Linked DNA regions of Mus musculus: region 1 is linked to region 2. Evidence: chromatin contacts called from ENCODE POLR2A ChIA-PET data. All regions are on one chromosome and are shown on one strand. Each heading gives the region's core, a stretch centred on a gene start or an enhancer-like site at or near the end of the contact. The rest is flanking DNA. Distances are from core to core; before and after follow the strand shown.

Region 1 (6,371 bases), core at 1,648-4,147, 78 kb before region 2:
ACCTTGTCATCCAGCTCTGCGACAGAGGCACACAGGTCCACCAGGTTAGGCTGTAGGTGTCCACTCACAATCTTCTCGTTATAGATATAGATCTGAAAGAAGGAAACAAAAGTAACCAGCACGAGATACTCTCACTTCCTTAGAGATCAGAAGTCATTCTGAAGCCAGCAAGAGGCAGTAGAGGCCTATGTTAGCCTTCCCTTCCTCGGAGTGCCTAATCGTCCATAAGGCTAGGTCTCCACCTGTGGCCAGCACATTAAAGCTGACCACGAGCCCAGCCTTACAAACACCTGAAAAACATGGCGCAAGATAGTAGAGGACAGAGGCCAGGAACAAAAGGGAAGACGGCACACTATAGAAGCACAGGCAGGCTCTGATAAATCCAGGTCAGAGGACTGAATGGTCCCAGGCCACGGCTCACGGACTCGGGGAGGGCACAGCTGTCTTCTCCTTTGTCAGGGCAGTGTTTGCTACAGAGTTGGAATATTACCCCTAGAAAGCATCTCTGGGCCCGGCCTGAGAACTCAGTGTGGCCGCCAGGCCTGACAACCTGAGTTAAATCTCTGAGACCCACATGGTAGTAGAAGGAAAGCTGATTCCCACAGGCTGTTCTCTGACCACTGCTCCCACAGTGAATAAAAAAGTACATAAACATAAGAGAAAGAATCTCTGCTCTTCAGGTAAAATCTCTTTCAAGAAAGAAACAAACAAAACAACAAAAACCACAGCGATGATTTGATGTCATGCTTAAGGTGTAAGATTTTACTTTGGATTTGACTTATAAAATACTGAAATAATTATGGTTACAAACTAAGTTCTCCTCTCGTGGAAGACTTTCTTTTACATCTTGAAGTCCCTGTTCTGGTGAGAAGAGGACCGAACTAAAGGCAAATCGTGACCCAAGGAACCTCAGCCTCTTCTACTGTAAATGGAGGATGCTGGTGTCAGTTTAGCTTCCAGGGCTGTCATACAGGTTCTGAACCATAAGCAGCACTTATTCGCTCAATGAGCATGACCTAGGAGCCTCCCTTTGGAAGGCTGTATTCTACAGAGTACATACACATTCACTACTGCGGGAGAGACCCACCTACTGGATCCTAGGTGCTGCAGAGGGTAAGTGCTCCAGACTTTAGCTTTTCAGATAAAGAAGCTACACTGTTTCTCTATGCACATGTCATTTTGTTGGGTCTGAGCTTGTGGTAGCCACAGCAACCAAGGGACTCAGTCAGGTGAAACCTACAGGATGCTGATATGGAGTGAGTATATGAAAGAGGGTGAGTGTTCTAAAACTGGAGAAGGAAATGAAGTCTAGTGGTGAAATATGGAGTGAAAGGAAGGGGCTGTTGTCTCTGGAGGACGGGGCAGGCTTCGGCTGCCTGAAATTTGAAGCAGTAATGTCTGATGGAAGAGACTTTAACCCTAAATCTGTTACCATCCTGTGGAGTATATTCTCTGGTTCTACTATCATTTAACATGAATCTACATTTACACTAAGAAAGCATTTAGGATATTTATCTCAACAAGTGTTACTCAAGATATCTGATATGTGCTAGCTAATGTAGAACTCCATTAATTAACTAGTTGCTGAGTCCTCTATTACAGAGCACAAGGCCTAAGCTCCTCATAGGCCATGCTCACTTTTGTAGTCGCCATCTGTTTCTACCCCTAACTCTCACACTCCAGGGTGGCAGGGAGGAAATACATCCTCGTGTCTCTCAGGGTCATGACTAAATGATGCAGATCTGGAGACTCTGTGGAGGAAAGCAGCAACTACAGTAAAACACGGGCTTCCTTGAGTTGCATTCCTTTATTCCAAGCATCAGCCCCAGGTAAGCCTTGATCAGCCCCAGGTAAGTCTTGCGCACAGCTTGATCTTGATCTGTGCTTAGTGGTGCAGGCTCATGATCAGCAACCAGGAGCACGACCCCGACACGGCAGGAGCATCTTGCCTTCACTGCAATGCTATGCAGTGTCAGCACACTGCTTACCAAGGCACACAGCCTTTTGACAGCCCCACTCAATAAGGGTAAAAGGATCTGACCATATCCTTAGCCAGCCAAGTAAGTGATTCAGTTACTGCAGAACCCCATTTGCTTCATTCTCTAGGAAGCTACTGCCAACAATGCCAAAAGAAACACCTGGTCAGTAGAGAGCAAATTTCAATTTCCCCGCACTATCTGAGTCATGAGATTAACCCATTTAACAGAATAGAGAACAGTTGCATTCATGGTGAAATATTAACTAATCCCATGAGCAAGACGTCCCCGTGCTTTCAGGTCTGACTCTGCTGTGAAATCACTACTCCTGTGACTCTCTAAGGATCATAGCATTCCTTCTCCAGGATGAAATGTTTCTAAAAGGCATACTCACCTGCCGGGCATAGGCCATCTCAATGCTATCCAGAGAGCTTCGCCCAGGGGGATTCACATCACCGATGTAACTCGGCTATAAGTAAAGACACAGCGGCATCAGTTAAGAACAGTACTCGATTGCATAAACACATCCATGTCTGTAACCTGAACAGGGAAAGCAACAGAGAACAGCAGCAAGGCTCTGCTACAAGGACACAGGTTCAGCTATCCTCTAACAGCCCCAGGAAATAGTTTCCAGTACTAAAAACTTAATTTTAAAAATTATGCATTTAAAGAGTACTTGATTGCAGTCTCTGAATTTCCATTTAAATGACTTTTGCCTAATGCTCCTGTTTTCAAAAGCACCTCTCCTTCAGCTGCCCTTGGCCAAGCCACAATTTTACCACACATAAAGTCAATTATCCATCAACAGGATGTGTGCACTGTAACTCCTGAATAGAAGCGGCTGGCAAACGTTCAGCTGGAATTCCACAGTCAGAGCTGCCTAAGAACTGGGAACACGGACGCACAGCACGCTGCATGGGAGAATGTTCCCTACACCTCCGAGCTCCAATCAGGTCTGGAAAACATGTAGTCTTTAGATCAAGCCATGTTGGCTATGACAAGACAGGGCACAATAAAGGAATGCATAACAGGGCCAGGGAACCAGAGACCAGAAAGGCAAGGAAGCCAGGCAGACAAGGCTAGAGAAGGGCTCACTGGGAGCCTGGAGGTATGCAAAGAGACAGCAGTGAGTGAGCAGTGTGAGCCCCTAACTCACACTCTCTCTCTCTCTCTCTCTCTCTCTCTCTCTCACACACACACACACACACACACACACAGAAGGAATGGGCTTCTCAGAGTAGAGAGCATTCAGAAAATAGCCATTCTGGGATAGGCATGTAGCAGAAGGGAGTGGCACACTTTTATTTTAGCACCCATGATTGTACAAAGTGTAGGTAGAGGTGTGTAAAACTTTACCAAGGAGAGGGTGCACTCTAGACAGGAGAGAAAGAACTATAATAGCGCTCGCACAAAACAAGTCTAGGGTGAAAACTAAATCCAGTGATACCACAGAGGGAGAGATAGATGAGTCTCTACATAGAATTTTTGCCTTCATGAACACAAAGAGGAATCAAACTGATTAATTTAGAAAATTTTGTTATAAAAGCCCAGTACTGTTTAATTATGAACAACAAACAAACAAACAAACAAACAAACAAACAAACCACCGGGACACCAAGGAAACCAACACATACTTACCCACATGGATCACCACCACCAAAACCAAAACCTCTAATGTGAGTAAAACATGGGACAAAGCAAAACTGTAGAACCTCAAATACACAATGATGCAGCTTATATAGATGACAAGAAAACAATATGTCACAAACATACAATATCCATACACAGAAGTCCCTAGCAGGGAACCAGAAGGATGGACAGAGGTTGTCTGGACAGTGTGAGTGCATAAAAGCTCACGGTGTGAGGAACTTTCTGTGGTGCATCACAGAAGGAAAATGAAGGGCCTGTTGAGTAGTTTTGAACTTCTTTTGCAAAGAGCAGCAGGGTACTTTCTGTGCTTGGAATTCTACTCCAACCCCAACATATGAACTCGGCCATCCCTTAGGAACCAGACAGGGAGCACAGTACACAACTGAGAAGCATCTGGGGTGAGGCCGTCAAATCCACACTGTCAGTCTATATTTTACCAACCAATCACATCATTCATTTAAGACATGTCATACATGCCACTATAAGCTGGAAAGAATAAAAATGCTGCCAAACTACAACCCATAACTGAGTAAGATGCTGTGATTTCAGAGATGCTAAAATATGGGAAAGCTGTATGATTGACACTTGAAATATGGTATTAAGTGTCTTATCAAAATTAGTGTCTGCTCAATATTCACAAGTTTCACACAGCACAGCACAGAGCAGAGCAGCAGCCGTGTCATCTGTCAGGAAGCCTCAGCTCAGCTTCTCTAGCCAAGTCTGTTGCTTGCTGAGTCATTTTCCAGACAACTCGCCTGGGGAGACGCCCAGTGGCCATGGCCAAAATTCAACCCACCTACGTTAAATCCGCCTTTAAATACTGCTTTTTATTTTTTAAGAAAGTGATTCTCAGAAAGAGAGCATATGTATATGTGTACATATGTATGCATGCATGAACATATGGATACATGTGTACATGTGTTCAGTTGAATCCTCCTCTACCTTTCCATGGTTTCCAGGGTTCAAGTTCAGGCCGTGAGGCTTTCATGGCAAGCACTTTTACCCACTGAGCCATATCACCAGCCCCAAATATAGTTTACATGTCGATTAAAATATATCTAGGAATTCCCACACTGCTCAACTCCATCTTGCCATGCAAGCCAGACACTGGAGTCATTCCTTACACTCACCAGATGTAAGAACTGGGCCACAAGAATCCATAGCAGGGCAACAGCCTCAAGAAACTTATGTTAAAGCACACTATTTTTATCTAGGCAACACTTGAAAAGTTAACAATCTTTCAATTCCTACCTTCCTTTAAAAGTTGTTTCTCTTTCTTCAATGGCATCCTAAGGATATTAATTTTCCAAATAACTTTATGCTATTAAAGTGCCACTTCCTTTATTAATTGCCAGGAATAGATATTAACAGTGTCTTCACTCTTCTGTTATTGAGAGGCTTCTGAGAAAAACAAACGTTCCAGAGGCTACCATATTTCAGTTCATTTCTGCCTTTAAAAACTCCCCCAAAAGCCTCAGACTCAACTTTATATTAAATTAACCAAACCTGGACATTTTCCTTCAAATATAAGGTTAACTCAAAATGATCTGAGGTCTCCTCTCTGACGACTCTGATCTAACAATTGCTAACAATAAGATGCCCAAAAAGAACGCTATACTCACCAAATCCTACTTCTTCAATTATTACTTTTCCATTTATATAAAATTTTTTCATTCTTAGAAATTCTTCATAAATCAAAAGAGAGAAAAAAAGCCATATTAAAACAATTGCTGTTAACAGTGTACAGCTTCCCTAACGCTGATAGGGCTGTAACACTGCACAGGCCTGGAGCACACACCCCATGCCAGACACCGGGCTGCAGCTTTGTATCTGTTCCCAGTCCTTATAACAGAGGAAAAGGTGTCTCACAAGAGAAATCCAGGCTCAGGCTTAATTCTGATACCTGTCATCTGCCCTTCAAACTGTATGCTCTCTTCCACAGAACAAATGAAGTGGAGATAATATATATAGCTTTCCATCATTTTGAAAGAAATTACATGGAATGAACCCATGAAAACACAGGGCTCTATGTACTACAAGGACAGCTAAATTCTGAAAGATCACACCAAGTGTGGCAAAGATATGAAACAAATGGAATTTTCACATACTGATGGTGGAAGATATAATGAAACCATTTAGGGGTAATGTCTAGTAAATGGTGAACTTTCACAGGGTGTGGTGGCTCATGTCTTAACCCCAACCCCTTAAAGAAGCTAAGACAGAGGATCTCTGTGGATCTGAAGCCAGCTTACACTACCCAGTGAGTTTTGGGCCAGCCTGGACTTCAGAGTAAGATCTCAAAAAACCAAACAAACAACAAAAATGCTAACCTGTGTGGGTGTGGGTATGCGCATGCACACGAGTGTGTGCACGTGTACGCACACACACACACACACACACACACACACACACACACAGAGGGGAGAGGTGGGTGCTAAGAATTGAACCTGGGGCCTGGTGCACGCTAAAGTGCCCTTCCAGTAATCCCAACTTTAGCCCCAAAGCTGAACACACATATATATTCTGACCCAGCAATTCCTCTCAGGTGTACCCTCAAAGAGATACAAATATATTTTCATCAAGAGATAAAGGAATTGTTCTTAATAGCACTGTTTATAAAAGCCAAGAACTAGAAACTATCCAAATGTTCATCAACACATTCTAGTGTCTAGGGCACACAAAACTAGTTATACTCTTCAGTCATAAAATGAATGGCTTATCACTACAAATAAAATATATGAGTAG
Region 2 (6,474 bases), core at 362-2,861:
CTCTGAATCCTGAGCATTGACCTAAGCCTGGCACATAATAGAACTAAAAACATGTTTGCTAATTAAAATGACTAGTGACCATAACAGAGTTGGGACCTCCTCCTGATCTTTACTCTGACACACACACAAACACCTCAAAATGCATCTACCTTATAGGCTCAGGGGTAAGAGAGATGGCTCAGCAGTTAAGAAAATCTACAGCTCTGTAGAGGACGCCAGCCCAGGTCCCAGCACCCACATCAGTGATTTACAGCTGTCTGTAACTCTAGCTCCAAGGAATCAGACACTCTCTTCTGGCCTCCACAGAAATATCCACATACATAAAAGACACACAAGAACACACAAATGAGAGGAAGAGAGGAGGGAGGGAGGGAGGGAGGGAGGGAGGGAGGGAGAAGAACCCAAGTTCACCACAGCTCCAACAGTTCAAGTCTCATGGTTTTAATATTTATGTTTATTGCTTATGTGTGTGATGTCTTCCCAAGAAAGAAGCCTGTCTCATTCACCACAAGCCTATAATATCAGTAACATTCATTTATTTGATATTTATTGAGCACCTACTTTATTGTGTACCAAACTTAAGTACTAGGTAGGCACTCATGTTCTACAGGGGTCGGGGAAGGACAAACAATACATAGGACAAATAAAACCTAAATGCTTAGGGGAAAAAAAAAAAGCAGTGAAGACAAGAAGAGTGAGGAAAGGCTTAGATTCTAATGGCCCTAGTGAAGACTCCAAGAAAGAGAGCAGACAAAACAGACATCCAACCACAAGAACAAAGCCCTTAAGTCAAAGCATGTCCTGCGGTGGTGTTGGGGGTGGGGAGAGAATGTGGGGTGTAACAGACATTGAAAGTATGGGTCACGTTATTTAAAAGCCTTACAGCTCACTACAGGGAGCTTATATTACTATTGTTGTTGTTATTTCTATGATTAGTATTACTGTTATTATTACTAAAGCGCTGACCTTTGCTTGTACTGAAAGTCATCTAGGGGGGTAGGGGTGGGGCAGGGTCTAATGTAGATCAGGCTGGCTTCAACTCGCTTTGAAAGCGACACCATGCCGCCCATGCTGTGATTTTCTTTCAGAAGGGACCCAATATACTTGGGCATCCCTTACAGAAGACAGGATACAGGGTACCCAGAAACAGGTGAGACAACCGAAGCGGCAATCATTAGCATCCTGTCGGATTCTCCGTAAAAGGAGATTAAAGTTGACAGGGGTTCGCTGGCCGCCCCTTCACCCGGAAGAGCCATTCTCTAGAAGAACGGCCCCCACGCCCCAAAGAGGGCAGTCAGGCCGGGTGACGCCTGGCAGCCGTGGGTGGGCGTGGCGACAGAGCACCAGTGGGGAGGACCACGCTCGGAAGAGCCTAGTCACAGCACTCGGCGAGCAGTCGCCGGCCGGCATGCCCAGCTACAGCAAGAGAGGAAGCACGAGCCTCTTCGAACTAGGCTCGGTGTTCTGCTTCAAGGCCAGGCCCCGAACTCGGGCCCAGGGTCGGCTCGGGGCCGCGTGGGCGCCCACACCTCACACACCTTACCTGCCTCCGTCGCCGCCCGCTGCCGGCTTCTTCACTACGCCGCCGCCGCCGCTTCTCGCGCCGCTCGCCCGCGCCTCCTGATTGGCTGAGGCAGTAAGCTCCCAGAAGCCCCTGCGCGTTGCGCCGCCAAATGAACTTTATGGAGACCCGCAAGAGGACACAGGCGTGGGGGCGGGGCGGGGCCGGAGGCGGGGCTGTCGCTACAAGTAAGTCAAGGAGCTCCGCCCTGCTCCCGCCCACGTGGTTGGAGTTGACAGTCCTAGAGGAAGCATTTCCGCAGTTCCCAATGCTGGGCAGACCCAGAGAGCTCGGCCACTCGGTGTAGAGCTTCAGTCAAGTGCCTGGGCCTGTTCTAGGTGCAGGGAACACGGTGACTTCCACAGCAGACAAGATCCCTGACCTCAAGCAGTTCTCAGCTTGGCCAGGGAAACAAAATATAGTGAATAAATGCAGCAGTAATTAGGAGAGCTAAGAACGGAAAAGCAAACTAATTGAAGAAAAATGGTCGGATGGCCAGGAAAGGTGTCATTCCAACTGAAAGGTGAAAGATAAAAACATGTTTTGGAGTTTCTCAAGGGAAAAGGCTGTCTTTTGGCAGCCTGAACAAGCAAGCTAGGCTGGCCACCTGCCCCGTTGGCCAATTACAGAAAAAAGCAGTGGTGATACCCAAAGAAAAGAGATTACTTCAGTGTGGCCGCGTTGGGAACAAAGTGTGTCACTGGGATATACAAGAACCCTTCAGGAGGTTCTTAGTCTAGTGGGTAAAAGAAATTTGAAAACAGGCGCTGAATGAAAACAATTTTGTTGGGAGTTTGAGAGAAAAATAACAGGACAGGCAAGCTGCAGGTCTCAGCAGCTGCTGAGAGGAGAGACCTGGATAGGAGGAGGTTTTGACAAATGTAAAAGAGTGTGGGGCTAACTGTAAGCACTCGTGTGTGAGTGTGTGTGTGTGTGTGTGTGTGTGTGTGTGTGTGTGTGTGTGTGTGTCCTGGTGCTCAAGGAGGCCAAAAGAGGTCATCAGATCTCCGGAGTAAGATTACAGGTGGTTGTGAGGCGGCATGGGTACTAGGAACCAAACCCAAAGTCCTTTGCAAGAGCAGTATGCTGAGCCATTGCTTTAGCTCCCGTAATAGCCTGTAATCGTTAAAGAGGCACTTTTTGGATTGCACAGTCTCGAACATGTCTAATCTTTCAATGAAGGTCACCGTCCTGACCTAATGAGGACCATGTGAACACAGGCCTAGGCAAGGTTGTCACCATTAATAATTCTAGTTTGGTAGATGCCTGTTTGATAAAGTGTTCTAGTCAGCTTTGCCTTATATGCTTATAAAACATAAATACAATTAACATACAAAGATGCCCACAATGATTAGCATTATAGCTGCACAGAACTTCTTTCTGCCTGCATGTGTATGTTTGTGGTATATATTTGTGTATGTGCAGAAGTATGTGGGCAGCTATGTGCACATGTGCTTGGAGGTCAAAGGTTGCTGTTGGGTGGCTTCCTCTAGTCACTCTCTGCCTTATTTTTTGAAACAGGGTCTCTCACTGAACCCAGCGCTTACCAATGGGCATAAATAGCTATCCAGTGAGCTCCAGGGATCTACCTGTCTCTGCCCTCCTCCCCTGAGCACTAGGGTTACAGGAGCCACCCTCCACACTGGGCTTTTGCTTGCTCAGTAGGTACTTTACCAACTGAGACTTCTTGCCAACACAAAAGATTTTATTATTTTTATGACCTTAATTAATGTGCTTGTGAGAGACAGAGAGAGAGAGATCTCTCTCTCTCTCTCTCTCTCTGTGTGTGTGTGTGTGTGTGTGTGTGTGTGTGTGTGTGTGTGTACTCAGGTCCTTAGACTTGCCATCAGTGTCTTTATCTGATGAACCATCTTGCTAGCCCCAGAAATTATGTTTTGTTTTAATGTCATGGGTATAAGTGTTTTTGTGTGCATATGTGTATGTGTTCCGTGTTTGTGCCAGACACCCACAGAGGCCAGAACAAGGCATTGAATCCCCTGAAACTGGAATTACAGACAGTCATAAGCCAGCATGTGGGTGCTGGGAATAGAACCTGGGTCCTCTCCTAGAACAACAAGCACTCTTTGCCACTAAGCCAACTCTCCAATTGCCCCCCACCACTAAGTTCTTTATAAAATAACTCAGCTTCTATTTTTCCAGCAGAATTCAGAACCTCTGGCTCAGTAAGCTCTACAGCGGTGGTGCTCAACCTTCCTAATGCTGAGACCCTTTAATACAGTTCCTCATGTTGTAGTGACCCCCCCAACCATATAATTACTTTGTTGCTACTTCATGACTGTAATTTTGCTGCTAAGTTGTAATATAAATATCTGATATGTAGGACCAACAGTTCAAGACCTGCTGATCTATAGAAATGACAAAAATCAATACTTCAGACCTTTCTTTTGCCTGTGTAGGGAAGGAGAGTAGTGACCGGTGCGCCTCAAATTTACAATAGTAAGACTCATTTAGTCAAAGCAAGCAGATGTTGGCCAGTGTCTTGGTTAGGGTTTTATTTATATGAAGAGCTACTGTAACCATGACAACCCTTATAAAGGAAACCATTTAACTGGGGCTGGCTTATAGTTCAGAGGTTCAGTCCATTGTAGTCATATTGGGAAGGATGGCAGCGTGCAGGAGTTCTACATCTGGATTGGCAGACAGCAGGAAGAAAAAAATGACAACGGACTAGTCTTGAGCTTCTGACACGGCAAAGCCCACCTCAAGTGACACACTTCCTCCAACTCGGCCACACCTGCTTCAACATACCATACCTCCAATAATGCCACTCCCTATGAGTCTATGGGGGCCATTTTTTTTCATTAATTAATTTATTCCCCTTATATCCTGATGGCAGCCTCCCCTCTTTCCCCAGCCCCCACTTTACACAGCCTTTCCTTACATCCCCTTCTCCTCTGAGAAGGGGGAGGCTCCCCTGGGTACCAACCCACCCAGGCACATCAAGTCACTGCAGGATTGGGCACATTCTCTCCCACTGAGTCCAGAAAAGGCAGCCCAGTTACGGGAATAGGATCCACAGGCAGACAACAGAGTCAGAGACAGCCCCCTGCTCCAGTTGTTGGAGGACCCACATGAAAACTAAGCTGCACTTCTAGTACGTTTGTGCCATGGTGCCTAGGTCCAGCCCATGCATGCTCCTTGATTGGTGGTTCAGTCTATGGGAGCCCGTGGGGGGAATTTTTATTCAAACCACCACAACCAGGTTTTAAAAGGACTATGAAAAGGGCCACTTACCATCTGAATGATGCTGATCGCAAATGACAGAAATGTCACACTTTTATTCACTACTTGATATATTGTAAGTCGTGGTGCAGTGCCTGTTGTACAATAGAGGACATTTTGTATTTGCTAAACTTGCATGCCCAAAGGTTTCACTGTGTAAAGTTTTGCATAATATTTAGAGTTCAGATTCGCAGCTTTACATTAGTCTTTAGTCACAGATACAGAGGGCGTTAAGTGTACTAAAATTACCATACATAAAGCTGTTTGGAGTGGCCCATACCTTTAATCCCGGTACTTGGGAGGCAGAGACAGGTGAAGCTCCTGGAGTTCCAGGCCAGCCTGACTTACATGGTGAAACTCTGTATCAGAAAACAAACAACAAAACAAGCAAACAAACAAAACCCTAACATAAACAGTTACTTAAGTGAACTCTTGCTCTGTTTAAGACCCTTTAGGGTTCCATTTCCCAGTTGGGCAGTGGTGGCACATGCCTTTAATCCCAGCACTTGGGAGGCAGAGGCAGGAAGATCTCTGAGTTCGAGGCCAGCCTGGTCTACAAAGTGAGTTCCAGGACAGCCAAGGCTATACAGAAAAACTCTGTCTTGAAAAAAAAAAAAAAAAAAAAAAAAAAAAAGACTCTATTTCCCAGTTCACCAAAAAGCCTTAGAGAATAAGCAGAAACAAATAATTTCTTGATTTAAAAAAAAACAAAAACAAAACAACAACTTTGTTTTTGAAGCTAGCTTTTACAAATGTTTCTAAGAGCAAAATGTCTTTATCATTTAGACATGACCTCACTATAGAGCCCTGGCTGGCTTGGTGCTCCCTATGCAGACCAGACTGGACTAGACCTCATGCAGGAGTCTCACAGAATGTGAAGGAAAAGAATGAAGACACAAACGGAAGATTCCATTAGCATAGAGTTCACACCAGGCAAAGCTAATTGCTAATCTGTGGTGATGGATGTCAGGATGGTGTCTATTTTGGAGTGGAAAGGGGGAGTTGGCTGGGAAGGGAAGGAGGAATCTTCTCAGATCTGAAAATGTTCTGCCTCTTAATCTGGCTGCCGAGCACATGGGGGTATTCACTTTTTAAAAATGTATTAAGCTGCACATTTAAGATCTGTGCATTTCGCCATGAATATATTATTCATTACACTTCAATAAAATAGCTGTGGAGTTTGAAATCGTTTTTGGTGACCCAAAACTCATCGAACGCCGCCTCCCCGCCCCCCCCCCGCCCCCACTGTTCGAAGTCCGCAATTCTGATTTCCCGTTTTGCTATCCCGCCACCCCCCATTATGTACTAAGCCCCTTATGGAGTACAAAGCTAGAAATACTTTGTAAAGGACAGACAGACACCTCCCCCACCACACCGATTGCTCTCCTATCTCAAGCTGCTGCTGCCAGAAATGATTTCATAGTGGGTGGCAGCAAATTACATAAAGCTTTGTGATCGGCGGCTGAGCCATCAGCCGTATTCTCCAAGAGACATTAAAAGCTTAGAAGGGAAGGCACCAGCTTTGCCCTCTGCATGGGTTTAATTTCAACTTGTACAAAAGGTGATTCGACATTATCAAGGATGGCAAATTGGCTTCTGCTGGAGCAGGAGCTCCTGGCAAGGCAGCAGGCATGCCAGGAAGCTGGTGTGAAGGATGCCAAGAGCAAGTC

The links. ChIA-PET counts read pairs that join two places held with the same protein, here RNA polymerase II (POLR2A).
Region 1: POLR2A ChIA-PET joins it to region 2 with 10 read pairs in Patski. The contact joins the enhancer-like site here to the promoter of Nup93 in region 2. POLR2A ChIA-PET finds 5 or more read pairs at or near these places in 2 of 5 experiments (Patski and embryonic stem cell).

What each region holds. Positions count from the first base shown.
Region 1 is chr8:94,288,742-94,295,112 of GRCm38, reverse strand. It overlaps Nup93 (nucleoporin 93), which reads right to left. Exons shown (of 22, transcript NM_001357266.1): 6 at 2,371-2,445; 7 at 3-92. Among named protein-coding and RNA genes, the nearest start is that of Mir138-2, 32 kb to the left of the region's middle. Within about 2 kb of position 2,897, at least 1 of the 3 ENCODE cell types and tissues checked has a DNase peak (open chromatin) inside an H3K27ac peak, as active enhancers do.
Region 2 is chr8:94,209,701-94,216,174 of GRCm38, reverse strand. Nup93 (nucleoporin 93) reads right to left here and starts at 1,611. Exons shown (of 22, transcript NM_001357266.1): 1 at 1,544-1,611.